2 separate regions of the Homo sapiens genome follow, and region 2 is linked to region 1. The links are chromatin contacts, found by Hi-C or POLR2A ChIA-PET in ENCODE. All regions are on one chromosome and are shown on one strand. The core of a region is the stretch at or near the end of the contact, and the rest is flanking DNA. Distances in the headings are between cores, read along the strand shown. Region 1 has its middle 160 kb from the start of LINC03099. Region 2 holds the start of ATP6AP2 (ATPase H+ transporting accessory protein 2).

The links. Hi-C counts contacts between places; a loop is a spot of excess contacts on that map. ChIA-PET counts read pairs that join two places held with the same protein, here RNA polymerase II (POLR2A). Pooled maps may share reads with other maps.
Region 2: a loop to region 1 is called in a pooled map, with 3 times the contacts of the local background. The contact joins the promoter of ATP6AP2 here to the enhancer-like site in region 1. A Hi-C loop is called at or near these places in 1 of 50 pooled maps. POLR2A ChIA-PET finds 5 or more read pairs at or near these places in 2 of 52 experiments (OCI-LY7 and activated T-cell).

What each region holds. Positions count from the first base shown.
Region 1 is chrX:40,419,733-40,422,432 of GRCh38, forward strand. No RefSeq gene overlaps it. Among named protein-coding and RNA genes, the nearest start is that of LINC03099, 160 kb to the left of the region's middle. Within about 2 kb of position 1,344, at least 3 of the 41 ENCODE cell types and tissues checked have a DNase peak (open chromatin) inside an H3K27ac peak, as active enhancers do.
Region 2 is chrX:40,579,533-40,582,232 of GRCh38, forward strand. ATP6AP2 (ATPase H+ transporting accessory protein 2) reads left to right here and starts at 1,438. Exons shown (of 9, transcript NM_005765.3): 1 at 1,438-1,570. The coding sequence starts at 1,534. RefSeq lists enhancers at 938-1,087, 1,138-1,347 and a silencer at 1,508-1,817.

The DNA of each region.
Region 1 (2,700 bases), core at 94-2,593:
GAGTAGTATCAAAGAATTTAGGGGCCATGTTTTAAAATGGCCATAGGTACCAAGTTCCTCATACCAGTGAGAAATGGGTACTCAAAAAACTCTGGGTGCCTTGAAAATTGCGGAAATGTATGAGCAGTAGAAATTTTGATATTCAATACTGTGAACCTCACTCGTTTTGATGAATTTAGAGGATGGCCAGTTTAATAAAAGATAGGGTTAACTAAAAGCTTTTCTTTGAGTGTTTTCAATTAATTAATTACCTATTGTTTTATTTTTAGAGATAGGGTCTCACTCTGTTGCCTAGGCTAGAGTGCAGTGGTGCAATCATAGCTCACTGTAACCTTGAACTCCTGGGCTCAAACAATCCTCCTGCCTCAGCCTTCTGAGTAGCTAGAACTTGAGGCATGTGCCACTATGCCTGGATAATTTATTTTATTCTTTGTAGAAACAGGGTCTCACTATGTTGCTCAGGCCGGTCTGGAACTCCTGGCCTCAGGCTTTCCTCCTGCCTCAACTTCCCAAAGCGCTGGGATTACAGTCATGAGCCACTGCCCCTAGCCCTGTTTTGAGTTTTATGTTCAGATGTTGTCATCAGCTGAGGAGTGTATCTTGCTGATGAGCTAAAGATTCATTTGTAATTAGTGGTCCTATTTGCATACTTTTAAAAACCTTCTTTCCACTGTGATCATATTTACCATAGTGGTTTGGTTAGAGAAGCCTTTTCTCATTGTAGAAATCAAGTAAGATGATGCAGGTGAAAATTACTTTGGATATTCTAATGAGTTCTGCAAATAGGGGAGATGATGACTCTAGTCAACTTCAGTTCTGGTCAAGTTTCCAACTGAAGTGATATGTCTTAATGGATTTTATTTTAATGTGTTAATGAAAAATGGGCCAAAGAGACGTGCATGCTGGAATTCAGAGTATTCTGAAGATGAAATTTCAGAGTTCAGCTCCTCAAACTCAAAATTCATCTCATCTGGCCTCAGAAGATTTCAGAAGGGTCACCAGGTTGCAAATATTCTTGCCTTATTTTTGTTAGAGAGAGGAAATAAGGGGCAAAGCTTTTGCCTCTGTCTTCCTAAGACTCAAGGGCAAAGGCTGTTCTAGAACCCCCAGATTCTGCCCTAGTCTTGCAGGAACTGGAGACAGAAAATTGACACAGGAAGGTGTGGGCCCTGAGAGCAGGATAAGATCAGGCATTGAGCCCTGGTATGCTTCTGTTGCTATTCCACAACCCACCTCAAAACTTAATGGCTTGAATGGCTTGAAACAATGAGTCATTGTTCCTTTCAATTCTGTGGGTTGACTGGGCAGTTCTTCTGCTCCACATGGTATTGGCTGGGGTCACTCATGCAGCTGCAGTCAGCTGGGAGCTTGACTGGGGCCAGAACATCCAACCGGCCTCCCTCACATGTCTGGCACCCTAGTAGCTGGGACTGAAATGGCTAAAGGCTGGCTGGGTCTCACTTTCTCTCCCTTCGTAGTCTCCATCCCCCAGGGCCTTTCTCCCTCCACATGGCCTCATGCTCCAGCACGGCAGCCAGACCTCTTTATATGGCAGTGGGCTGCCAAGAGAACAAAGGCACAAGCTGCCAGGCCTGTTAAGGCTGAGACCTGGAATTGGCACGAGGTCACTTCCATCGCATTCTATTCATCAGAGCAAGTCACAAGGCTGGTCCAGATTCAAGGGGAAGGGAAATAAGTCTCTACCTCTTGATGGGAGTTATGGGCGGCCATATTTGGGGACTTCCACACCAACCACAGCTTCTAGGCTTAGATAAAGGCATTGTGCCATCAGAAACCTCAGACCCAGCTGCTCCTTAACAGGTAACATCTCAGTTTGACCATTTGTTCATCCAACACCACCACAATAATAACCGTAGCTACTACTTATATAGCACATGCTATGTACCAGTTCCTGTTCTAAAGGCTTTACATTGATAAACTTATTTAACCTTCACAATAACCCTGTCCGCTATTATTATCCTCGTTTTACAGATAGGAAAACTGAGGCTCAGAGAGTTTAAATGACTTGCCGAAGGTCACACAGCTAGTTAAGTGGCAGAGCTGGAATTCAAATTCAGGCAGATGGTTCCAGAATCTGTGCTTTCACCCATTCTGCTATCTTACCTCTCATTCCTTGATGCTGTGTGTCAAGCTCCACTAGAGTTGCTTAGGATATTGAGATGCATAAGCCTATCTATGACAGAGACTGTTCCCCAGTATACTACATCCCCTTCTAACATAATACTCAAACCCTGATTTTCAGGTGGGCACATGGCCACTTAGAAGAAAGATTACATTTCCCAGCCTCCTTTGCAGGTAGGCATAGACATGTAATTAAGTTCAGGCTATTGGATTACAAGTGGAAGTGACAATGTGGCTGCTTCCAAGAACCTTCCTTAAGAGATGGCTGATATTTGACCATTGCCTCCTTTAGTTTTCATCTTTTGCTGCCTGGAATGTAGATGTGATGGCTGGAGCTCTAGCCACTATCATGAACCATGAGAACAAGGGCTTCACCTTCATCAATGTTGGGATCTGGAATGGTAGGCTGAAAGGAGCCTGGGTCTCTGAGATCTTCTTAGAACAACAGCCATTTCCATGCTGAACTGTTTATCTCTAAACTTTAACACACGAGAAACTGCTCTCACGTTTAAGCCACATTGCAATTTTGAGTCTCTAGCTCCTAGCCAAACCGAATCC
Region 2 (2,700 bases), core at 188-2,687, 160 kb after region 1:
CCCACCTCGGCCTCTCAAAGCGCTGGGATTACAGGTGTGAGCCACCACACCTGGCCTCGAGAGTGTCTTTCTGATTCAGTTTTCAGTTGGGCAAGGTTTTCCTAGGGTGGGTCTGCTACCTGGGGAACTCCTGGGGTCACTGTTTTTAACTCGCTCTCATTTTTTCATCCTCAGGAAACTCCAAGAAGAAAATGGGACTGGAAACTGAAGAAACAGTAAGGCATTCCCCCCCTCCCCCCCGCCAATAAGTCTGTCTTACATTTGTGCAGTAAATCATGCTCAAACGCCTTCAATGGCTTAGTGTAGGTCTCTTATGTACAATTTAAAATCCTCAATAAATGTGCCTAACTGAAAGTTTTAGCTCTGTGCCTCCTCTCTCATATAATCTCTTATTTGATTACTGATGCTTAACCTGACGGGGCTTTCTCCCCACCTTAACTACAGTTTTCACTGGAACAATCTCCCCATCTCCTATCCTTGGATATGAAATCATTTCCACCTTTCAAGGTCATCAGCTGGGGCGTCATTTTCTACCTACAGACGCTATAGTGTGTCCCTTCTTGCCTCACATCATAGGCAAAAGACTATGAACTGCGGGAGGGGAGGAGCCTGGTCTAATTACTATGTCTAGCCTTCATACATCCTCATAGAACACCTTGCCCAGATTGGAAACTGAGTGAATGGACAAATTAAGTAATTAATTAACTTTCTGTCCCATGACTCCTTGTAGATTGGAAAGTCTTTGGAGGTAGAGTTGCCAGACTTAGCGAATCAAAATATAGGATACCCAGTTATATTTGAATTTCAGATAACCAGTAATACTTCTTTTAATACAAGTATGTCCCATAAATTAATTGCGACATAATAACAAATAATCGTTGTTTACATGAAATTCAAATTTAACTGGGCGCCCTGTATTTTATCTGGCACCACTATGTGGAAGGCAGGGGTTCCCCGTTGCGCCTGGCTTCTTCCCAGTAGGTGCTCGGCGTCTGTATACTTGTTAGAGCGAAACCCCAACCAGCCCCGCCTTTCACAGCTGGCGTCCGTAGCCGGGCGGAGGCACACGACCAGGAAAGACAGACACCCTGGTTGGAGACCGTCGCTCGAGACTGGCAGAAAGATCTGCACTCGGGAGGCACCCTCACCCCGTGGGCTCCGGGACCCCTCGACTAGCTCCATCACCCATTCCGACTACCCGCCCTACGCTCCACCTCTTGACCCGTCATCACCGACCGGGGGGCGGGACTGCCCGACTTTTCAATCGCTGCCTACCATTGGTAGAACTCTCCATCCGTTACTTTAAGTCCCGCCTATCAGGCTGTCGCTTCCCAGGTTACGTCCCTTCCGTAGGCCGCGGCGTAACTGGTGATTGGTGGAGAAAGCGGCAGCTGTCCCAGCGGAAGCGACGAAGGGACGGGACCCGGGAGCCTGGACGAGTCCGAGCGCGTCACCTCCTCACGCTGCGGCTGTCGCCCGTGTCCCGCCGGCCCGTTCCGTGTCGCCCCGCAGTGCTGCGGCCGCCGCGGCACCATGGCTGTGTTTGTCGTGCTCCTGGCGTTGGTGGCGGGTGAGGAGCCGGGGGCCGGCAGGACGTGCCTGGGGAGGTCCTGCGCCGCGGGGCTTGGGGGTCGGGGGCGGCCGCGGGCGAGTAGCTGCGAGGCAGGTGCCGCAGTGCGGTCCGTCAGCGGCGGCCTCGCCTCAGCCGCGTCCCCGTCAGCATCTTCTCTGGATCGGCCGTGGCGGCGCGGCCTCACGGGCCGCCGGGGCCGGGGCTGGGCTGCGTAGGGGGCCCCTGAGCCTGCCTCCACCCTCCACTTTGAGGGCGGCGCGTCCGGCCGGCTTCTTGCGCCTGAAAAGGCCCTTCAGAGTACGGAGATGCATTTCTCAGTGAACTGGGATTGAGTCGCAGCCCGCTGCGAAGAAGAGAAGGCAGACTTTTTAGCTGCCACTGGCTGCCACGATGTTTTTGCATTTGTATGGTGCCTTCATTTCTAGTGGTTGTCATCAGTAATTGCTGAAATCCCTGCCCCTCCCTTCCCTTATGTATATTTCCGGATGCAAAAGTTGAGATGGAGTCATTATTTTTATATGACTTATATTTCTTAAGGCGAATACAAAGCACCTCTCAATAGTTTGTCAGAGTTCCAAATTTTAAGGATTTGGAAACAGGATGTGAGTCGCATTTTTAGGGTCACATGTCAATAAATGGTAGCTTTCTGAGTAGAACCTAGATTCCTAAGCATTCAGCAAGAGGTGAAGAAATCAGCTAATACGTGGCCTCTTACTGCATATCATGTGGTAATGTATTTCATTTGACAGCAGTCCTTAGAGGGCATCATCTTTGTTTTGCAGGGTGATCAACCTAAATAAATTACCCAACACTAAACAGGTTGGGTGCTGGATTTGATTTCAGATGAGGTGGTGCCAGCGCATCGGCCTTTTCCATTATATATGTTGTGTTGCACAAGTAACGCTATTACTGTGTGAGAATGTGGGAGTGATGGGGACTGAGACTGGAGGCACAGACAGTAGTGAACAAGAGGCCAAGTTGAGAACGGCTTGGAGGAATGGGTGCTCTGATCTCAGTGTGTCAGTTTAAAACCTATGGGAGGCCGGGCGCGGTGGTTCACGCCTGTAATCCCGGCACTTTGGGAGGCCGAAGCAGGCAGATCACCTGAGGTCAGGAGTTTGAGACCA